Regions from separate parts of the Homo sapiens genome. Here region 1 is linked to region 2. Evidence: read pairs that join two places in POLR2A ChIA-PET (ENCODE). Cell type or tissue: Panc1. All regions are shown on one strand. Each heading gives the region's core, and the rest is flanking DNA. Links, peaks and the distances in the headings are about the cores only. Region 1 holds the start of MIR4308 (microRNA 4308). Region 2 has its middle 50 kb from the start of MIR4308.

Region 1 (10,862 bases), core at 1,213-9,212, 53 kb after region 2:
AAGCACCGCATGTTCTCACTCATAGGTGGGAATTGAACAATGAGAACACTTGGACACAGGAAGGGGAACATCACACACCGGGGCCTGTTGTGGGGTGCGGGGAGAGGGGAGGGATAGCATTAGGAGATATACCTAATGTTAAATGACGAGTTAATGGGTGCAGCACACCAACATGGCACATGTATACATATGTAACAAACCTGCACATTGTGCACATGTACCCTAAAACTTAAAGTATAATAATAAAAAAAAAATTATAAAGTACTGCATGGTGATATGTGCCTATAGTCCTAGCTATTCAGGCGGCTGAAGCAGGAGGATCCCTTGAACCCAGGATAGGAGTTTGAGGCTGCAGTGAGCTATGATTACACCACTGCATTCCAGCCTGGGTGACAGAACAAGTCCCTGTCTCTAAAAATCATAATAATAATAATAATTTTTAAAATTGTAGTATAGTATGTAGCCTTTTGTGTAATGAAAGTGGAAGGAGGAGCTATGAACATATGACATATACATATGAATGTATATGCTTATCTGCAAAAAGAAACACTGGAAGGATAAATTCAGAAGCTAGTAAAAATGATTACCTGCAAAGCAGTAAGAGAAGAGACAGAAGGGATATGGATGAAAGGGAAGCATCTTTGAATATAATTTGTTACACAGTTTTGACCTTGGAATCATGTAAATGTTTTACATACTCAAAATTAAATCAAAGAGAAAAAAAATCTAGTGATCCTCATACAGCTAAATGCTTCATGTGATAATGGAACACTGATATGTTGCCTATGCCCCATTTTATTAAAATGAACCAGACTATAACCTTGACCTAGCCAAATCATTTTTCTTCAGTAATAAAGTTTCCCTGCTATATTTACTTATGTTTTGCTCCAACATATCTAAAAGCTACCATCTGTAGGTAATAAGAACAGAACACTATCACATATTGTTTTAATTTCCTGCCTGTTATCAGCAGCAAGAAGGTAACCCTGGAAACAGGGATTTATGGCATTCTGTTTCCTACGGTTGGTCACAACCACAAACAAAATGAAAGCAGCCTCCACAAGTTAAAGGTTTGTCTACAACAACACCACACAATGTCAGTTTTCAGGTATACCTTTCTCATGTCATTCATAATTAAGCAATGTCAACAAATAACACTGCTGGGTAACATCCCTCAAGTATTTAGTCTGCCAGACCCTTTTCTGAAAGTATAGTAAGACAGGCCCACAATACAAGCCCAAGTGCTTTTTTTTTTCTCTCGAGACAGGGTCTCCCTCTGTTGCCCAGGCTGGAATGCAGCGGCACAATCTCAGCTCACTGCAACCTCCACCTCCTAGGCTCAGGTGATCCTCCCACCTCAGCCTCCTGAGTAGCTGGGATTACAGGCGCAAGCCACCATGCCTGGCTAATTTTTGTATTTTTTTGTAGAGATGGGGTTTCGTCATGTTGCCCAGGCTGGTCTCAAATTCCTGAGCTCAAGGGATCTGCCTGTCTTGGCCTCCCAAAGTGCTGTGATTACAGGCATGAGCCACCATGCCTGGCCCCCAAGTGCTTATTTAAGCATACTTCGAAACAGGGGTTCCCAGACTCCCGCTGTGGGCCTGTTAAGACACAAATCTCTAGGCCCCACCCCTAGGGCTTCTGTTTCAGGTGATCTGAGCAGACCTGAGAATTTGCATTTCTAACAAGTTCCCAGAAGATCCTGAAGCTCCCGGTCTGAGAACCAGAGTGCCCCTGGTTTGAACTATTTCATGTTTTGTGCTGCTACACAGAAACTTCATCTCTTCAAAATGCTCCTACTCAAATATATAGGTAAATATTTAAGGACAAACAGACCTGTTTCTGCTGTGGAGAAAGTGAGGGAAAAAGGTAAGAAGAAACTCCAGGGAAAGATTTCCTCAAAAGGAAATTTCTGTCCAATGGAGTTCCCTCTGAACCCATAGTATAGGAATTAGTGCCGTCTGGAGTATCTGGTGATCAGCACCAACAACTCCAGCTCTCTGAGGAAGCCGGACACCTGACGCATCTCCCTGGAAGGACAGAGTTAAAAGACAGTGGAAGATGACTTGGAACATCTGAGTGAGCATCCATCCTAAAGGATAGGAAAGAGCTAATGGAGTCTGCCTACTGGTTTTAAAATTAAGAGAAGAGACAGAGAGAAGTGCCTAGGGCATCACACCTCTGCTTTTGGCTGGAATTAAATCAACTCAAGGTGCTAACAAAGATAAGCCTATCCTGATTTGGTGGAGAATGGTCCAGACCCTCATAGTTCCATCTAATATCAGAGCTACCTCCACCAGCATACAGCGCTTATCTCATCATGCCTCGTAGTACCATGGTTATTTGTGCCCACGTCCCACAGACACACTGGGCTATAAGTTTCTGAGTTAAGCATTATATCTGAAGGCTTTGGAGCTTCTACACACTTCCCTGTAACACCATGCACAAAGCTGGAGTTAAACATAGATCTTCTGTGTTTATTCAATTAATATGTCTGTCTTTACTCTATGATTCACTTTTTTTTCTTTTTGAGACAAGGTCTCGTCCTGTCACCCAGGCTGGAGTGCAGCAGTGCAATCACCACTCATTGTAGCCTCCATCTCCCAGACTCAAGCAATCCTCCCACCTTGGCCTCCCCAGTAGCTGGGACTAGAGGTATGCCACCATATCCAGTTAATTTTTTATTTTTTTGTAGAGACAGAGTCTCATTATGTTGCCCAGGCTGATCTTGAACTCCTGGGCTCAAGCTCCTCCTACCTCAGCCTCCCAAAGTGCTCGAATTACAGGTGTGAGCCACCACGCTGGACCAATTCACTTCCTTAAAATACATTTTTAAATGAAGGGACTCCAAAGAAATTCATGCAGCCAAGGGAACATAAGAATTTTCAGCTGGGCACAGTGGTTCACGCCTGTAATCCCAGCACTTTGGGAGGCCAAGGCAGGTGGATCAATTGAGGTCAGGAGTTCAAAACCAGCCTGGCCAACATAGTGAAAACCCATCTCTTCTAAAAATACAAAAATTAGCCGGATGTGGTGCCATGCACCCGTAGTCCCAGCTACTTGGGAGGCTGAGGCACGAGAATCACTTGAACCTGGGAGGCGAAGGTTGCAGTGACTTCAGATCACACCACTGCACTCCAGCCTGGGCAACAGAGCAAGTCCCTGTCTCAAAAAAAAAAAAAAAAAAAAAAAAAAAATCACTGCCATCTTGTTGGTAATAGCAAAAATAGAGAAGAGTGAATCAGAAGAACAATTACACAGTTTGGGTAAACTCACAATAAAATATGACCCAGCAATGAAAGTCAGTAAATTTGGGCTGCATTTATAAATCCTTGAAAGGATATTCAGTGTAAAAAGCGTGTAGCAGAAGGATATGTAGAGTATGAGCCATTTAAATTAAGTAAAAACAATGTTACATGTTGTTTGTAAACATATACAGAAAATGAAAGTATAAAAATAGACATGAGGCCGGTCGCAGTGGCTCACGCCTGTAATCCCAGCACGTTCGGAGGCCGATGAGGGCAGGAGTACAAGACCAGCCTGGCTAACATGGTGAAACCCCATCTCTACTAAAAATACAAAAATTAGCTGGGTGTGGTGGCACATGCCTGTAATCCCAGGTACTCAGGAGGCTGAGGCAGGAGAATCGTTTGATTCTGGGAGGCGGAGGTTGCCGTGAGCCAACATTGCACCACAGCACTCCAGCCTGGGTGACAGAGTAAGGCTCTGTCTCAAAAAAAAAAAAAAAAAAAAAAAAAGACATGAAAGCAATCCCAGCTACTCAGGAGTCTGAGACAGAAGAACTGCTTGAACCCGGAGGCGGAGGTTGCAGTGAGCCAAGATCATGCCACTGCACTCCAGTCTGGGCAACAGAGCAAGACTCCATCTCAAAAAAAAAAAGAAAGTTAGGGACCAAATTCAGTATAGTGGTTACCTCTGTAGTGAGATGATAACTGGATCAGGAAGTGATAACTAGGAAGTTTAAACTATCTGTATTTTTTAAAAGCAATTATAGCAAAATACTAAGATTTGTCAAAACCCAATGTATTTTGATTAAACTTGTTCATACAGTCTTGTATATGTGAGAAATTTCATTAATAATATATTATAAAATATATATTTTATATATAATATAATATATATTATATAATACATAATATATAAAATATATATATACTCCATATATATATATACTCCATATAAATATATACTCCATATATATATATACACTCCATATATATATATACTCCATATATATATATACTCCATATATATATATATACTCCATATATATATATACTCCATATATATATACTCCATATATATATACTCCATATATATATACTCCATATATATATATACTCCATATATATATACTCCATATATATATACTCCATATATATATACTCCATATATATATATACTCCATATATATATACTCATATATATATACTCCATATATATATACTCATATATATATATATACTCCATATATATATACTCCATATATATATATATACTCCATATATATATATACTCCATATATATATATATACTCCATATATATATATATATACTCCATATATATATATACTCCATATATATATACTCCATAATATATGGAGTGTAATGCTGCAATCTCGGCTTACCGCAACCTCCACCTCCCAGCTTCAAGCGATTCTCCTGCCTCAGCCTCCCGAGTAGCTGGGATTACAGGTATGTGCCACCATGCCTGGCTAATTTTTGTATTTTTAGTAGAGACAGGGTTTCTCCATGTTGGTCAGGCTGGTCTTGAACTCCCAGCCTCAGGTGATCCGCCCTCCTCAGCCTCTCAAAGTGCTGGGATTACAGGTGTGAACCACCGCGCCAGGCCAATAAAAATATTTTTTTAAATTAAGGTCTTCATACACATGCTGGCATTTGTTTTTTCTATAAAAATAAAAAAATTTTAAAAAGAAACAAACATTAAAAAAACAGGTTACCTTTGCATGGAGGGGCTATAGGAGGAGGGCAAGGAGGAGTACACAGGAAGACCCAGCCAGCTTCACGCAGTGCTGCAAACTCTTTCAAAATCCTCCCTAAATCACATCCTGCAACTCAAAGTCTTCTGCCCTGAAGATGGCATTAAGATGTTTTGCTTTCTACCACCTGTTTGAAAAATTTGTCCTACAAGTAAGAGCATGTTAAAACAAATTCAAAGAGGAAAAAAAAATCGCTCTCTCTGCTTTCACTTTCATCATGAGTACACCTCTTGTTAGAGCTTCCGACACTCACAGCTTTTTGTACTTACCAAGACAGAATTTGGAAAACTTGGCCAAAATAAGCATGAACCCAAACATTCCACAGACTGACACAATGGCGGAAACTAAGACGACTACAGACAACCAGTCACACCATCTGCTGGAGTGCACAGAGCTGCCGCACAGCTTTGATATGCTCCACAAACTTATTTCATAAACTGTAGGTTTGTCAGCAGGAAAGACCTAATGTATTGCAAAAAAAGTAAAAGTTTGGTTATTTTGGAAATTTTCACTCCATCTTTGGCAGAGACAAATTCATATGTTGCTCTTAGCTATTAAAATATAGCCAAAGCTATTGAAATAGATGTTCTCAGCTGCCCTCAAAATAGTACTGACATGCATGTTTCCTTCAGCCAACCCAGTACTGATGAGCTATTCTCATCCTCTCAGCCAGCCTTGTCACAAACACTACGTTTCTTGGTAAGAGTTCAAGTTTTCACGTATAAAGTTATCTTTACTAACATTTTGCTCCTCATTACAACAGTAATATTCATGGAAGTTTATCGGTAAGATGTAGAAATAATCAAATGAGAAAGTGAAAGCACATAAAATCCCTCCACCCTGATGCAATTACTTTACTGCCTCTTAGGGGAACCGCACGCACAGTGGTTCAAGATGTAGAATGGTAAAGTAGAAGGAATGAATAAAAGAGTCCAGAGCTCAAGGGTGTTGGACATTGATGCCAAATTACAAGTTATCCTTCTGCCCCACTGCTCAGCTTCTGAGATGTGCATGGCAGTGGCCAGGGCCTCTCTGTACTGAGGTAAGGGGAAAGTACTTATTTTAAACTGTTTAGATTTATTGCTGGATAAAACTGAAGGCTGCCAATCATGTATACTATTAACTCTCAAAGTTATCCAAGCCAAAGAACTCGCCTTTCTGGTCTCAGTTTACTACTCTGAATATTTCTGGTAGACCAAAATTAGAGCCTTAGAAACTGTCTAAGGAATCAAAACAGTGTATTCAAGGAGTCATTTTTAAAAACACACACACACTTGCCAAATTTAGTTTTTTAACTGGATAATTTTGTATATCTTTCACAATCCAGCTGTTAAACCGAAAATGGAATTTACGAAACAGATGGTGATAACAAGGTCTAGTTCACAGCAGTTCTACAGAAAAAAAAAACACACCAATCTGATTAAACTATCCATTTGCTTCAAAAGCCTCTAATAGGCTCGTCCCTTATCATCCTACATTCACTTATACCACGAGATTTCATACAGATGGGTGTGATGGAACCATCTGTAATCCCATCCAAGTAAGTACCATCAGAGTGCGCAAGCCACCATCATTAGTGACAGATGAAGAGATAAGGGATCTTCCTTCGCAACAGGGGTTCCCAAATACAGCCAATCAACAGGGAGTTTTGGAAAATATAGCGTCCCAAGCTACCCAGCAAAAATCTCATTTACTATGTGTAGGGATGGACCCAGGATAAGTCGTTTTAAAATCTATGTGATTCTGGTGACTGGCTGGGGTGGGAGCACACAGGCTTGAGAGCTGAGGGTACATGAGGGTTGAAAACAGACCCACTGCTGGCCGGGCGCGGTGGTTCACGCCTGTAATCTCAGCACTTTGGGAGGATGAGGCAGGTGGATCACGAGGTCAGGAATTCGAGACCAGCCTGGCCAACATGGTGAAACCCCATCTCTACTAAAAGTCCAAAAATTAGCCGGGCACGGTGGCGCGTGCCTGTAATCCCAGCTATTCGGTAGGCTGAGGCAGATGAATTGCTTGAACCCGAGAAGCGGAGTTTGCAATGAGCAGAGATTGCGCCGCTGCGCTCTAGCCTGGGCGACAGAGTGAGACTCCGACTCAAAAAAAAAAAAAAAAAAAAAAAAAAAGCCCGGTGCGGTGGCTCACGCCTGTAATCCCAGCACTTTGGGAGGCCGAGGCAGGTGGATCACGAGGTCAGGAAATCGTGACCATCCTGGCTAAGACGGACAAAGTCCGTCTCTACTAAAAATACAAAAAATTAGCTGGGCGTGGTGGCAGGCGCCTGTAGTCCCAGCTACTCGGGAGGCTGAGGCAGGAGAATGGAGTGAACCCAGGAGGTGGAGCTTGCAGTGAGCCGAGATCACGCCACTGCACTCCAGCCTGGGAGACAGAGCAAGATTCTGTCTCAAAAAAATAAATAAATAAAAAGAAAAGAGAGAAAACAGACCCACTGCTGGCCCAAATTTGCTGTTCAGCAAGGCCAAACAGTGGGCAATTCTTCACTGTAACCCTCACTACAGTCACCACGTCATTCCTGTGGAACACTATGAGGCCTGGGGCAGGGGTGGGGTGGAGGCAGAGACAAGGAGGAAACTGGAGCCAACTCCACCTAAAGAAGGTGAGGCAGGAAGGACCCAGGTAGAGAACCTCTACGTGGTTCTTTTTGCTGGAGCAAAGTTTAAAAATTTGTGAGGACCTCACATCAGAAAGTTGTACCCACATTCTAGAAAAATATCCCCCACTTAAGAAACCAGTTGCATCCTACAACCAACTCATTAGAAATCAATGTCTAGGGTAATACAATAAAGTTTTCATAGTTCTGAGCTGAAAACAAATCTATCAAACCATGACCTCAAGCAACTTGAGATCTGCAGAAATAAGAGGCCTAGGTGTAAAAATATTTGGAGAATGACTAGAGGTTAAATTGTAAAACTGATAGTTCACATAAATGAAAACTTGTGGGCTGAGACAAAACAATATGATTGTATTGAAGATTAAAATTTTACCCAGGCCTAAAGGTCGAGTAGGAGGAAAGGTGGAGGGAGGGTTTCCTAGAAAGGGAAAGGAAGAAAAGTACCATATAAAATAAGATATGGAAGTGGGAAACAGCAAAAGGAAAAAAGCCTGTGTAGGTCTATGCATGGAACAGAAACAAAATTCCCTTCTCTTTTAGAGCATTGTTTTCTTTTTTTCTTTTTTTGTAAGATTACACAGTAGGCCGGGCGCAGTGGCTCACGCCTATAATCCCAGCACTTTGGGAGGCCAAGGCAGGCGTATCATTTGAGGTCAGGAGTTCGAGACCAGCCTGGCCAACATGGTGAAACCCCATCTCTACTAAAAATACAAAAATTAGCCGGGCGTAGTGGCGGGTGCCTGAAATCCCAGCTACTTGGGAGGCTGAGGCAGGAGAATCGCTTGAACCCAGAAGACAGAGGTTGCAGTGAGCCAAGACCACACCATTGCACTCCAGCCTGGGCAACAAGAGTGAAACTCTGTCTCAAAACAACAACAACAACAACAACAACAACAAAAAAAAAGATTACACAGTAATTTATTGAGAGCCTCCTCTCCCTGCCTTGCAGTTGCTTGGAGATTTTGTACGCTAGCCCCAGGAAGGTGGCTGGGGGCAGTGGTGCAACACACTGCTCAATGAGACCCATAAGGTGGCTGTAACCATCTTCCACATACCAAGAACATGGTCAGCAGATCCAGCTCCTCATATAGTGCCTCCTCCCTGTAATTCTTCTGCATGATCTGGTGCTGTTCCGGTGTGGCCCATTGCAGACACTGAACCACCAGTCAGCTGCATTTGTTGTCATCTGTTGTCCTGGATGTCAGTACAAACTCTGCCAGTGGTGACAGTAGGGTCCCCAAAGAGGTCAAGGTAATCATCCTGAATCTGAAAGAACTCCTAACTCCAGCAGGATCTTCCTGTCATTGGCCCATTCCTTCCCCACACTGACGCCTGCCATAGACATGGCTGCAGCTTCAGGATGGTAGAAGAAGTAGAAAGCTGTCTTATACTTGACAGTGATTTGTACCTCTTTTCAGTGAACCAGTCAAGATCCACATTGCTCTGGGGGGCTGTGATGGGGTCCAGGGTCTGCCTGATCTCTGTCTAATAGGAACTCCACAGGAAGTGCTTTTTCAGGTTCAGGTAATGGGGTTGCTCTCAGCAACAGAGCTTCAACAGGTGATAGATAGATGCTTCTAGAAGCATAGCATCATTGATGGCATCCAAACCTACACCTGGCTTCTGATACAAGCAGATCTGCCCCCAGCAAGGTGAGGGATGAATCCCTGATGTCATCTGCCACCAGGAAGAAAGCTTGCAGCACAAGGTGCAGTGGCTCACACCTGTAATCCCAGCACTTTGGGAGGCCAAGGCAGGGGGATTACCTGAGGTCAGGAGTTCGAGGCCAGCCTGGCCAACATGGCGAAACCCCGTCTCCACCAAAAATACAAAACTTAGCTGGGTGCGGTGGAATGCGCCTGTAGTCCTGGCTACTCAGGGGGCTGAGGCACAAGAATTACTTGAACCCAGGAGGTGGAAGTTGCAATGAGCTGAGATTGTGCCACTGCACTCCATCCTGGGCGGCAGAGCTAGGCTCCATCTCAAAAAACAAACAACAACAACAACAAAAAAAAACGGGCAAGCTTACAGCAGTTCACACAACAGCCCAGACAGGACCTGCTGGAGACTATCAGCATCCTGTTTCCTGGGCTCTGCCAGCTCCTGGAATGCTACCAGCATCATCAAACCCTAGTGGTACTTGTCTCCAGTGGCAGTGTACTCCAGGACCTCTTTGAGCCAGGTAATAGACTCTCCTGTCTCTGGGTGCCCCATCTCATCCTCAGTCAGCATCCTGACAACCTGGGAGAAGTCCTGGATAAAATTCTGCTTTTCTTGGGCATACATATCTGGATTTCTGGTCTCCATTCATTTTGTTCCTGGATGTGAGTTCCTGCTTGGACAGCATTTTTCAAATTAAATTTTACATTTAGTTTGTGATTTCTTTCAAGCCCTACCACAACTCGCATTAGTCAAAACCAGTTATAGGCCGGGCGCGGTGGCTCATGCCTGTAATCCCCGCACTTTGGGAGGCCGAGGCCGGTGGATCACGAGGTCAGGAGATTGAGACCATCCTGGCTAACACAGTGAAACCCCGTCTCTACTAAAAATACAAAAAATTAGCCGGGCGCGGTGGTGGGTGCCTGTAGTCCCAGCTGCTCGGGGGGCTGAGGCAGGAGAATGGCGTGAACCCGGGAAGCGGAGCTTGCAGTGAGCCGAGATCGCGCCACTGCACTCTAGCCTGGGTGACAGAGTGAAACTGTCTCAAAAAACAAAACAAAACAAAAAAAACACCAGTTATTGTCCCGACTTTACAGATGAGGACACAGATACTGTCATTTGGAAACACTAGCTGACTGCTGAAGAAGAGCCAACCAGCCGGTGGGAGAGCTAGATTTTGACCCATCTTCTGACTCCAGACCAGAGCCTTAATCTTGGGCTGAACTCAACCTACTAGAAGTGTGGACTGAAGGGGAGAGGTCCCCTTCAGGAAACACGCATCAGGGGTTATTGTAGGTTGAAGTCTGCCATGTGGTGACAAGGCCCAGAGCTGATGACAGCAAAAGACAGCAAATCTGATTTTTTAAAAGAAAAGTAAAATCCATTATAAACTGTCAGCCAGGAGAGCAGAGCAGAAAGAGTGGCCTAATGCCCAGAGACTGCCAGAACCAAAGTGGTGCGCATCAGTCACAAAATACTGTTTCACCAACTATTTATTTGGCTTATTTGAGGGAAAATTCAGAAATGTAATGCTATGTTGACCTTTTCTT
Region 2 (10,862 bases), core at 1,372-9,371:
CATGAAACCAAACTCACTGAAGCCAGCAGGGAGATTTGAGACACCTTCTTGCCAGAACTCTTATCACTGGCACAGTGCCATATGATCAGGGAAAGACTCCCTTCCTGCTCCCAGATTCTCCCAGGGGAAGGAAAGTGTTGGTTCACATGTCCATCACCCCAACTTTTTTGAGGGGGCTCCCCAGAGGTCTGGCTTTTATCTTGCCAGTCTCGGAGTTCTGACAGGTCTGGCACAGTCTAGCCCCCTAGAGAAGAATGAAGATGGCTGTTTTGACTGGTAGATGCTCAGCACAGAGTGAATGGACTAAAAATCCCAGCTTTCAGCTTCCCCCTGGGGAGGGAAACAGCGGATCCATGCATTCTATGCCCCAATTTCTCTAGGGCTTCTCAAAGAATTGGCATTTGTCCTGCCAGTCCAGGGGCTCTGATGGGGTCTGGCACAGTCTTGCTGCCTGGGGAAAAATAGAGATGGCAGTTTGGCCTGGTAGATGCTATAACTGCCTTCTCTCCCCCACTGGCTCAGCACAGAGTTAGCAGACAAAAACCACAGATACCTGCTTCTCCATAGAGAAGGAAAGAGTTGGTAAAGGTCCCCAGAATCTATGACTGGGCTAATTGGTATATGTACCTCTGATCAGGCTGTTTCTCCTGTACAAAGTCAGTCTGTGAAGACTGAGAGAGGTGCCTGCTTTGTCTAATGCCAAGACACTGACACAGAGTGTTAAGGAAAAATGAAGAGTCAGGCAAAGATGTTTCAAAGTATAATAACAAGGTAAATCTCCAGAAACCAACCCTAAGGAAATGGAGTTATATGATTTACCTGACAGATAATTCAAAATGACTGTCATAAGGATGCTCAGTTAGGTCAAGAGAACAATGCATGAACAAACTGAGAATTTCAACAGAGATAGAAAATATTTAAAAGTACCAAACATAAATAATGGAGCTGAAGAACATAACACTTGAACTGAAAAATTCACTGGAGGGATTCAGCAGCAGACTAGATAAAGCAGAGGAAAGGATCAGCTAACTCAAAGACAGGTCACTGGAAATAATTCAGTCAGGAGTAAGAAGAAAAAAAAGAATGAAAAAGAGTAAAGAAAGTTTACTGAACTTATGGGACACTATCAAGCAGACTAGTGGATGCATTATGGAAGCCCCAGAAGAAGAGAGAGAAAGGACCAGAAATATTACTCAAAAAATAATGGCTGAAAACTTTCCAAACTTGGGGGAAGAAAATGGACATGCAGGTCCAAGAAGCCTAAAGGACACCAAGCAAGATGAATCCAAAGCAATTCACACTGAGGTATGTTATTATTGAATTGCCAAAAGCCAAAGACAAGGAGAATTTTGAAAGCAGCAAGAAAACAGTGACTTGTCACATATAAGGGAACCTCTATAAGATTATCAGTGGAATTTTTAACAGAAACATTGCAGGCCAGAAGGGAGTGAGATGATATATTCAAGGGGCTAAAAGAAAATACTGACAATCAAGAATACCCAGCAAAATTGTTCTTCAGAAATGAAGGAGAGATAGAGACTTTCCCAGACAAACAAAAGCTGATGGAGTTCATCACCGCTAGACCCGCCTTAAAAGAAATGCTAAAGGGAATTCTTCAAGTTAAAGCAAAAGAATGCTAAACAGCAACACAGTGTTATATTAAAGTTTAAAACTCATTAGTAAAAGTAAATATACAGACAAATACAGAATACTTTATTACTGTAATGGTGGGGAGTATATCACTTTTAATTCTAGCATAAAAGTTAAAAGATAAAAATATTTAAAATAACTATAACTAAAAATATGTTAAAGGAGTCATGATATGAATAGATGTAAACTGTAACAGCAATAACATGAAATGTGGGAGAGGAATTAAAAGTGTAGGATTTTTGTATGCAATTGAGTTTAAGTTGTTATCAGCTTAAGATATTCTAGATAAGCCCCCAGGAAATACCTATAGAAGTTACAAAAGAGAGAAAAGAATCAAATCATATTGTTTTAGTACCAGTTCTCCAGAGAAACAGGATGACATATGCATGCACACACACTCATATACATGTAATACACATTCATGTGTGTGTGTGTGTGTGTGTGTGTGTGTGTAGAGAGTGAGAGACTGAGATTGATTATGAGGAATTGCTTATGCAATAATGGAGGTTGAGAAGTCCCATAATCTGCCATATGGAAAATAGAAACCCTAGAGAGCCAGTGATATAATTCAGTCTGAGTCTGAAGACCTGAACACTGAAGATGTAAATCCCAGTTGAGGGATAAGGGATAAGCACACATTCAGGAAGCAAAAGAGGCAATTCCTCCTTTCATCTTTGTTATATTCAGGCCCTCAATGAGTTGGATGGTGCCCAACCACATTAGGGAGGAAAATCTACTTTACTAAATCAATTTTTGTTTGAGTGGGTCATGGGGTACCCAGGAAGGTGTAGGACTTCTTAAGCATTTCTTGTAGCCAGTCTTCTTCAAGGAAAAGTCTAAACTTGTGGTTTCGAGAGGAAGTAGAAATATTACTCAAAAAATGGAATGGGAACATTCATTCCTCCAGTAGCTTTGGCACTATCAGGTTAATGATTTCCTAAATCCAATGGCATTTCTATGGTATTTTCCTACCTACTTAGATGGGTTTTCTTACCAATATAATGCAAGCTCATTGTATAGAATTTGAAAAAGAGAGAAGGCAAATAAGAAAACTTACATGACTACTAAATAAATATTAAATAATAAATTTTCTTTTGTTTTCTTTTCTTTTCTTTTTCTTTTTTTTTTTTTTTTTTTTTTTTGAGATGGAGTCTAGCTCTGTCACCCAGGCTGGAATGCAGTGGCGCAATCTTGACTCACTGCAACCTCCACCTCTCGAGTTCAAGTGATTCTCCTGCCTCAGCCTCCCAAGTAGCTGGGATTACAGGCGCCCACCACCATGCCCAGCTAATTTTCGTATTTTTAGTAGAAAAGGGGTTTCACTGTATTAGCCAGGCTGGTCTCGAACTCCTGACCTCATGATCCCCCGACCTCAGCCTCCCAAAGTTCTGGGATTACAAGTGTGAGCCACCACACCTAGCCTAAAATAGTATTTTCTATTGCTCATGCATTTTGATGTTATTTGCTGCCATTGATCTTTGTTTGTTTGAGACAGAGGCTTGCTCTGTCGCCCAGGCTGGAGTGCAGTAGCACAATCTTGGCTCACTGCAACTTCCACCTCTTGGGTTCAAGTGATCCTCCTGCCTCAGCCTCCCGAGTAGCTGGGATTACAGGCACCCGCCACCACGCCCAGCTAATTTTTTGTATTTTTAGTAGAGATGGGGTTTCACCATGTTAGCCAGGCTGGTTTTGAACTCCTGACCTCAAGTGATTTGGCCTCCCAAAGTGCTAGGATTACAGGTATGAGCCACCATGCCCAGCCTGTTGCCATTGATATATATATATAATTTTATTATATACATACATAGTTTTATTATGTATATATAAATTATTTTTTATATATAATTATTTTATATATATATATAAAACAATGTATACACACACACACACACACACACACACAATTTTGTAATAAGCACCACCTAACATGGTGCCTGACAAAAGTAGTGGCTAAATAAATATTTTCTAAATAATAAGTGTTTTCACTAATAAATCATGAGTATTTTTTTGCATTTTAATGGCTGCGTAGTATTCATTCCTTCACATGGACATACCATGATTTATTCCAGTTGTTAGGTAAGTTATTTCAACTGTTAAATATTATGAACAATGCTAGAATAAACATTCTCATAGGTACATATGTGCACACACATCCACTTTGATTTACCCACATTCTCTTTCTGGAAACAACACTCTTGACATTGGGCACACCCATCTCTCATGGCTCCCCAAATTCTGATTGTGGGTGGTCTTTGGAGAGTTATCTTTTCTCCAATCTTCTCACTCTTCACTCTCTCCTTAGCTGACCTCAGCTCCAAGCACCATGTGTGTACTAACTGGTCTGCAGCTGACTTTCAGATCCCTGCCTCCAGCCCAGACCTCTCTCCTATGCACTGGCTAATTACTGGATGTCTCCACTTAGGTGTCCCACAGGGACCTCAAACAACATGTCTGAAACCGAAGGCTCCCCTGCTTACCTTACTCCCTCCAAGACCTCCCACATGACCATTTATCTCATTAACATTATCTCAGTGGTCAATGCTGCTGTGATTCCCAGACACCCAAGCTCCCAAACTGGGGACTGTCCTGGACCAATCTTCACCCAGTTGTAGACAAACCCTTCAGCTTCTCCCTCTTAAATCTCTCTGCTGTTCCCTTGTCTCAGCCTCCACTGCCACTGACCTAGTTTCAGCCTCATTATCCCCCCTGAATTAATACAATAGCCTCCTAAGCTGTCCATCCTCCAACTCTGATTACAACCCACAATCCCCTGCTTGACATCTTTCCACCAGCTTTTCGCAACTTCAATATCAGTTCTTGGGCAGGGCATGTCTGTGGTATGTCCTCTGCCTATCTCTTCGGTCTCTATCGCCACTACTCCCCTCTCCAACATGGGATCAACCTATAATAGAGCTTTTATTCAGTGTGCTTCAAATATTTGTTTACATTACATATATCTCTCCCTAGACTTGAGGACGGGGAAGTCTCACTCATATTTATACTCCAGCATGCAACACAGTTAAACCTAAGGAAACAAAGCCTTAACAAAGGCACTTGGAAGATCTGCGTTCTCCCCATCAATGGCAACTACTGGTGACAAGGAAGGAAGCTATGGGTGCTGTCTTCTAGGGAGTCTTCTCAGGGCAGGCAGGACCTCACTTCCAGGACTCACCTGGCCTGGTCACCTGTGGGTGGAGACAGGGCCTGACATTCATGAAATCTCCTTTATGTCCAACCCTTCAGAAGCTTCTTTTGATGCCAAGGGGCCCAACTCAGAGCCCACATCTCTATGTCTATGACCTCCTACATTATTTTTGTCTTGGTAATGAAATTTCCAACAATGTAATACTCACCGAAATAGAGCTTCATAGGGATGTTCCTATACTTAGACAGTAAAAACAAATGAGAATAGGGTAGAGGAAAAGGAGAAGCATGAAGTTTAACTCCTTAGAGCCCATCAAGACCTTGAAGCCCTTTAAGACAAAATTTCCATAGTTGCAAATGCTGGGGGAACTGATGCTTACCTGCTCCATGTAAATTCCTCTTTGCAGCCCAGATGGCTGGAGCTCTTTGCTATGCATGGGAGGGAACCACACAAATGTGTTAGATCTGAAGCAGGGGTTTGCAAATTATGGCTTGCTGGCCAAATCCTACCCACCATCTGTTTTTGTATGGTCCATGAGCTAAGAATGCTTTTTACATTGTTAATGAATGAAAAAAAAAAAAAGAATATTTCACGGCCACAAAAATGGCATGAAATTCAAATTTTGGTGTCCATGAATAAAGTTATATTGGAACACAGTCACATTCATTTACATATGGTTTATGGTGGATTCCACACGAGAATGGCAGAGTTGAGTAGTTATAACAGAAACCATGTGACCTGCAAAGTCTAAAAGTTTTACCATCACGCATTTTCCAGAAAAAGGTTGCCAACCCCTGATCTGAAGTACCAAACACCTGTGAATAACAGAAAACTAAAGATGCAAAATGCAGGCCAAATAAAGTTAGTGAGAGCAGTGATTCCTTTATTTCATCTAAGAATTCATTCATAGTCATGTGCCACATAAGGACGTTTTGGTCAATGATGGACCGTATATACGATGGCGGTCTCATAGGGTCCCACACCCTATTTTTAGTGTACCTTTTCTACGTTTTAGTAAGTTTAGATACACAAATACTTACCAGTGTATCACAACTGCCTACAGTATTCAGTGCAGGTTTGTAGCCTAGGAAAAATAGGCCATACTATACAGTTTAGGTGGGTAGTGAGCTATACCATCTAGGTTTGTGGAAGTAAAATCTATGATGTTCACAAAATGATGAAATCGACTAACGATGCATTTCTCAGAAGGAATCCGTGTCGTTAAGCAACACATAACTGTACTTCACTTGTATCCTTTTCTCCCAAAACATCACTTTAGTTGTAACACTCAAGGATATTTCAAATAATCATTACAGACATCCTGCTTACCCATATTCTCTTGGCTCCATATGTGTAGATATAGATATATTTTTTCACTTTTAACATAGTAAATACAGGCACCTAATTTTAAAAAATCAAATAGTGACAAACAGAAGTTTTATAATCTAAGCAAGAGTTCTTTGTCTTTCTCCCTCCCACCTCCTCTCTTAAAGAGACAATCACTTATGTCTTTTTGCTATTTCTTTGGTAGTTACTTGATAAAAAATTGTGCTTAAATTGTTCCTTCTTGATAGATGAATTTTGATGTTATCTAATCTTTGTTATGACAGATGAAGATTTAACTCATACTTCTCCTTCCTCCCAAGATAAAGGTTATCTCACAACAATTTTTAGTTAACTGAGTAATCAGTACTTACATTATGATTATGCAAATAACTTCTCACCACAGGGGCAAGTGGTAGCTCACGGTGACCTTTTTTTTTTTTTTTTTTTTTGAGAGAGGGTTTCACTCCTGGTCAAGCGATCCTCCTGCCTCGGCCTCCACATAGCTGGGACTACAGGCACATGCCACCACACCTAGCTAATTTTTAAAATTTTTTTGTGAAGATGAAATCTCATTACGTTGCCCAGGCTGGTCTGGAACTCCTGGCCTCAAGCAATCCTGCATTCTCAGCCTCCCAAAGTGCCACGGTTATCTTTCTAATTTATACTCCTTTTTGTTTTGTTCCATGTATCTGAAAGCTTTAGAAGGGGGAATGCTGTCCTGGTACCATCAGAAGTTCTAGGTCTCCAAATAATGATCTTCCCCAAATTCAGTACATTATCAGAGCAATTACATATTTAGAAAAGAGATTATGCAGCACAGATATTGCTTTAAAAATAAAAGGTCTGTTCAGAATTATAGGAATGTGAGTCTGAACTTTCCTTCCAAGTCGTAATGCCTCACTGTGGCTTTTACAGAAGGCAGAGTCTGGAATTTTTGCTTCCACTCCTAAGGGAAAGAGTAAAAAGAAAAGGGTGAGGCAGGCAGTTCTGCATCCCTCATTTCGTTGGCTTACACAACACTTTATCAAGAACAAATTCCCCCAAATGTCCATTCTCCAGTCTCTAAAAGTAAGAGAGTAATGAACGCTGTGACTCCCAGTCCACATGTATCCCTAGATGTGATGCTAACTAATGCTTTGAAGGATTCTCAGCCAGAACCAACCAACTGCTCCTGCCTAACCTCAGAACTTTGATCAGCATGAGCCCAAGAGATAAAAGTGGACAGTGGATCAGAATCTGATCTACCTAAGTTGGGTGCAGTGGTGCATGCCTGTGGTCCCAGCTACTTGGGAGGCTGAGGTGGGAGGATTACTTGAGCTCAGGAGTTCAAGACCAGCCTGGTCAACATAGCAAGACCCCATCTCTAAAAAAAAAAAAAATGAATCCAATGTACTCTTGGTGGAAAGACTCTACAAATTTATTTATTTATTAGTTTGTTTATTTTTATAATTTCAACTTCTATTTTAGATTCAGGGTGTACACATGCAGGTTTGTTACATGGGTATATTATGTGATGCTGAGGTTTGGGGTATGATTGATCCTGTCACCCAGGCACTGAGCATAGTACCCATCATTAGTTTTTCAACCTTTGCCCCCCTTAGTTGTCCCCAGTATCTATTGTTGCCATCTTTATATCCCGAGTATCCAATGTTTAGCTCCCACTTATAAGTGAGAACGCAGAGTATTTGGTTTTCTGTTCCTGTGTTAATTTCTTAAGAGAATGGCCTCCAGCTGCACTCATGTTGTTTCAAAGGACATGATTTCATTCTTTTTTATGGCTGTGTAGTATTCCACGGTGTATATGTGCCACGTTTTCTTTATCTAATCCACCAGTGATGGGCATCTAGGTTGATTCCATGTCTTTGCTATCATGAATAGTACTGTGGTGATCATATGAGTGCATGTGTCTTTTTGGTAGAATGATTTATTTTCTTTTGGATATATGCCAGTAATGGGATAGCTGGATTGAATTAGTTCTGTTTTAAGTTCTTTGAGAAATCTCCAAACTGCTTTCCACAGTGGCTGAACTAATTTACATTCCCACCAGCAGAGTATAAGCGTTCCTTTTCTACACAGCCTAGCCAGCATCTGTTGTTTTTTGACTTTTTAATAATAGCCATTCTGACTGGTGTTAGATGATATTTCATTGTGGTTTTGATTTGTATTTTTCTGTTGATTAGTGATGTGGAGTGTTTTTTCATATGTTGTTGGCTGCTTGTATGTCATCTTTTGAGCAGTGTCTGTTCATGTCCTTCACGCATTTTTAATTGGGTTATTTGTTTTTTGCTTGTTCAATTGTTGAAGTTCCTTATAAAATCTGGATATTAGAGCTTTGCTTAGTGCAGTTTGCAAATATTTTCTTCCATCCTGTAGGTTGTTAGTTTACTCTGTTGATAGTTTTTTTTTTTTTTTTTTTTTTTTTTTTGCTGTGCAGAAGCTCTTTAATTAGCTCCTACTTGTCCATTTTTGTTTTTGTTGCAATTGCTTTTGAGAATTTAGTCATAAATTCTTTTCCAAGGCTGATGTCCAGAATGGGGTTTCCTAGGTTTTCTTCTAGGATTCTTATAGTTTGAGGTCTTACATCTAAATCGTTAATACATCTTGAGCTAATTTTTTTTTTTTTTTTTTTGAGATGGAGTTTTGCTCTTGTTGCCCAGGCTGGAGTGCAATGGCGTGATCTCTGCTCACTGCAACGTCTGCCTCCCAGGTTCAAGCAATTCTCCTGCCTCAGACTCCCAAGTAGCTGGGATTACAGGCATACACCACCACGCCCAGCTAATTTTGTATTTTCAGTAGAGACGGGGTTTCTCCCTGTTGGTCAGGCTGGTCTCGAACTCCCGACCTCAGGTTATCTGCCCGCCTCAGCCTCCCAAAGTGCTGGGATTACAGGCGTGAGCCACGGCGCCCGACCAGTGGAGCTAATTTTTATATGTGGTAAAAGATAGGGGTCGAGTTTCATTCTATTTATGGCTATACAGCTATCCCAGCACAATTTATTGTACAGAGATTCTGTTCCTCGTTGCTTATTTTGGTTGACTTTGTTAAAGATCAGATGGCTGTAGGTGTGCAGCTTTATTTCCGGGTTCTCTATTCGGTTTCATTGGTCTATGTGCTTGTTTTTTGTTTGTTTGTTTGTTTCATTTTGTTTTTTTGAGAGAGGGTCTCACTCCCATTGCCTAGGCTGGAGTGCAGTGGTGTGATCACAGCTCACTGCAGGCTTGACTTCACAGTCTCAGGTGATTCTCCCACCTCAGCCTCCTGAGTAGCTGGGATCACAGGCGTGCACCACCACAGCCAGCTACTTTTTTGTATTTTTCATAGTGACGGGTTTCACCATGTTGCCCAGGCTGGAATCATGTGATCTCCCCACCTCAACCTCCCAAAGTGCTGGGATTACAGGCAGGAGCCACCGTGCCTGGCTATGTGTCTGTTTTTGTACCATACCATACAGTTTTAGCTACTGTAATCTTATAACATAGTTTGAAGTCAAGTAATGCCTCTGGTCTTGTTCTTTTTGCTTAGGATTGCTTTGGCTATTTGGACTCTTTTTTGGTTCCATAGAAATTTTGGCATAGTTTTTTCTAGTTCTGTGAAAAATGGCATTGGTAGCTTGATAAGAATAGTGTTGACTCCATAGATTGCTTTGGGCAGTATGGCCATTTTAACAATATTGATTCTTCTGAACCATGGGCATGGGATGTTTTTCCACTTGTTTGTGTCATCTATGATTTGTTTCATCAGTGTTTTGCAGCTCTCCTTATAGAGGTCTTTCATCTCCTTAGTTAGATGTATTCCTAGGTATTTTATTTTTTGTGGCTGTTGTAAATACAATTGCATTCTTGATTTGGCTCTCAGCTTGAACATTATTGGTGTACAGAAATGCTACCAATTTGTTTTCACTGATTTTGTATCCTGAAACTTTACTGAAGTCGTTTATCAGTTCCAGGAGCCTTTTAGTGGAGTCTTTATGGTTTTCTAGGTATAGAGTAATATTGTCAGTGAAGAGATAAATTGACTTCTTCTTTTCCTACTTGCCTGTCTTTTCTTTCTCTTGCTTGATTGCTCTAGCTAGGACTTCCAGGACCCTAAAAATTGCAACCAAAACTTCATGTGATCATTTTGCATACTTTGGGTTTAGAGCTAATAAACAAGAGCTTTCTTATGACAAACAATGCTGCAATGAATAATCTTGTATACAAATGTCACCTTCACACACACACATATATATATAAATACATCTAGAGGATAAATTCCCCAAAGAATTACTGGGGCAAATGATATAGGCATTTATTGTTGTTTTAAATAGCAAATATATATATACAGGGTCTTTTATAATCTGATCTTCTGTGTTTATACTCTCTGTGACTTCTAGATCTAAAATGTGCACAACTACATGGCTAAAATTCAATTGCGTCCTCCATGTATCATGTGTGTTAACTTTTCCAGGCTAAATGAGAATTGATTTATTATAAACTGTATTTCTGACTGAAGTACCTCCCATGCTATGTTTGCCTGAGGACAGAGCCTTCTAATTCTACCTGTCGTCTACCACTCTACCCCCACACTGTTTCTATCCGCTGTATTCCAGGTTCATCCTCCATACTGCTGTTTATAATCGCCTCAACTCCAACTTTAGTAATGCTCTACCTTTAGCAAAAATGATGGCTTATAATGAAAAGCAGGTCCACAGTGACTTCACTTTAGACCAGGAAGAATTCTGACCCCACAAAGGGAGCCAGCC

What was found. ChIA-PET counts read pairs that join two places held together with the same protein. Peaks named below come from ENCODE experiments on the same cell type or tissue, not always from the same donor. Only the 100,000 strongest peaks of a DNase experiment are listed, where the experiment ranks them.
Region 1: POLR2A ChIA-PET joins it to region 2 with 7 read pairs; 9 of 35 experiments call an interaction of 5 or more read pairs at or near these places.

Annotation. Positions count from the first base shown.
Region 1 is chr14:54,876,252-54,887,113 of GRCh38, forward strand. All of the region lies in intron 1 of GCH1 (GTP cyclohydrolase 1), which reads right to left. MIR4308 (microRNA 4308) reads right to left here and starts at 1,942; the gene lies at 1,862-1,942. It also overlaps the pseudogene FDPSP3. RefSeq lists enhancers at 4,956-5,005, 5,126-5,375, 5,816-5,905. In Panc1, for the core only: no CTCF peak of the experiment used is centred there; no DNase peak of the experiment used is centred there; H3K4me3 peaks cover 1,153 bases; H3K27ac peaks cover 908 bases.
Region 2 is chr14:54,822,955-54,833,816 of GRCh38, forward strand. No RefSeq gene overlaps it. Among named protein-coding and RNA genes, the nearest start is that of MIR4308, 50 kb to the right of the region's middle. In Panc1, for the core only: no CTCF peak of the experiment used is centred there; no DNase peak of the experiment used is centred there.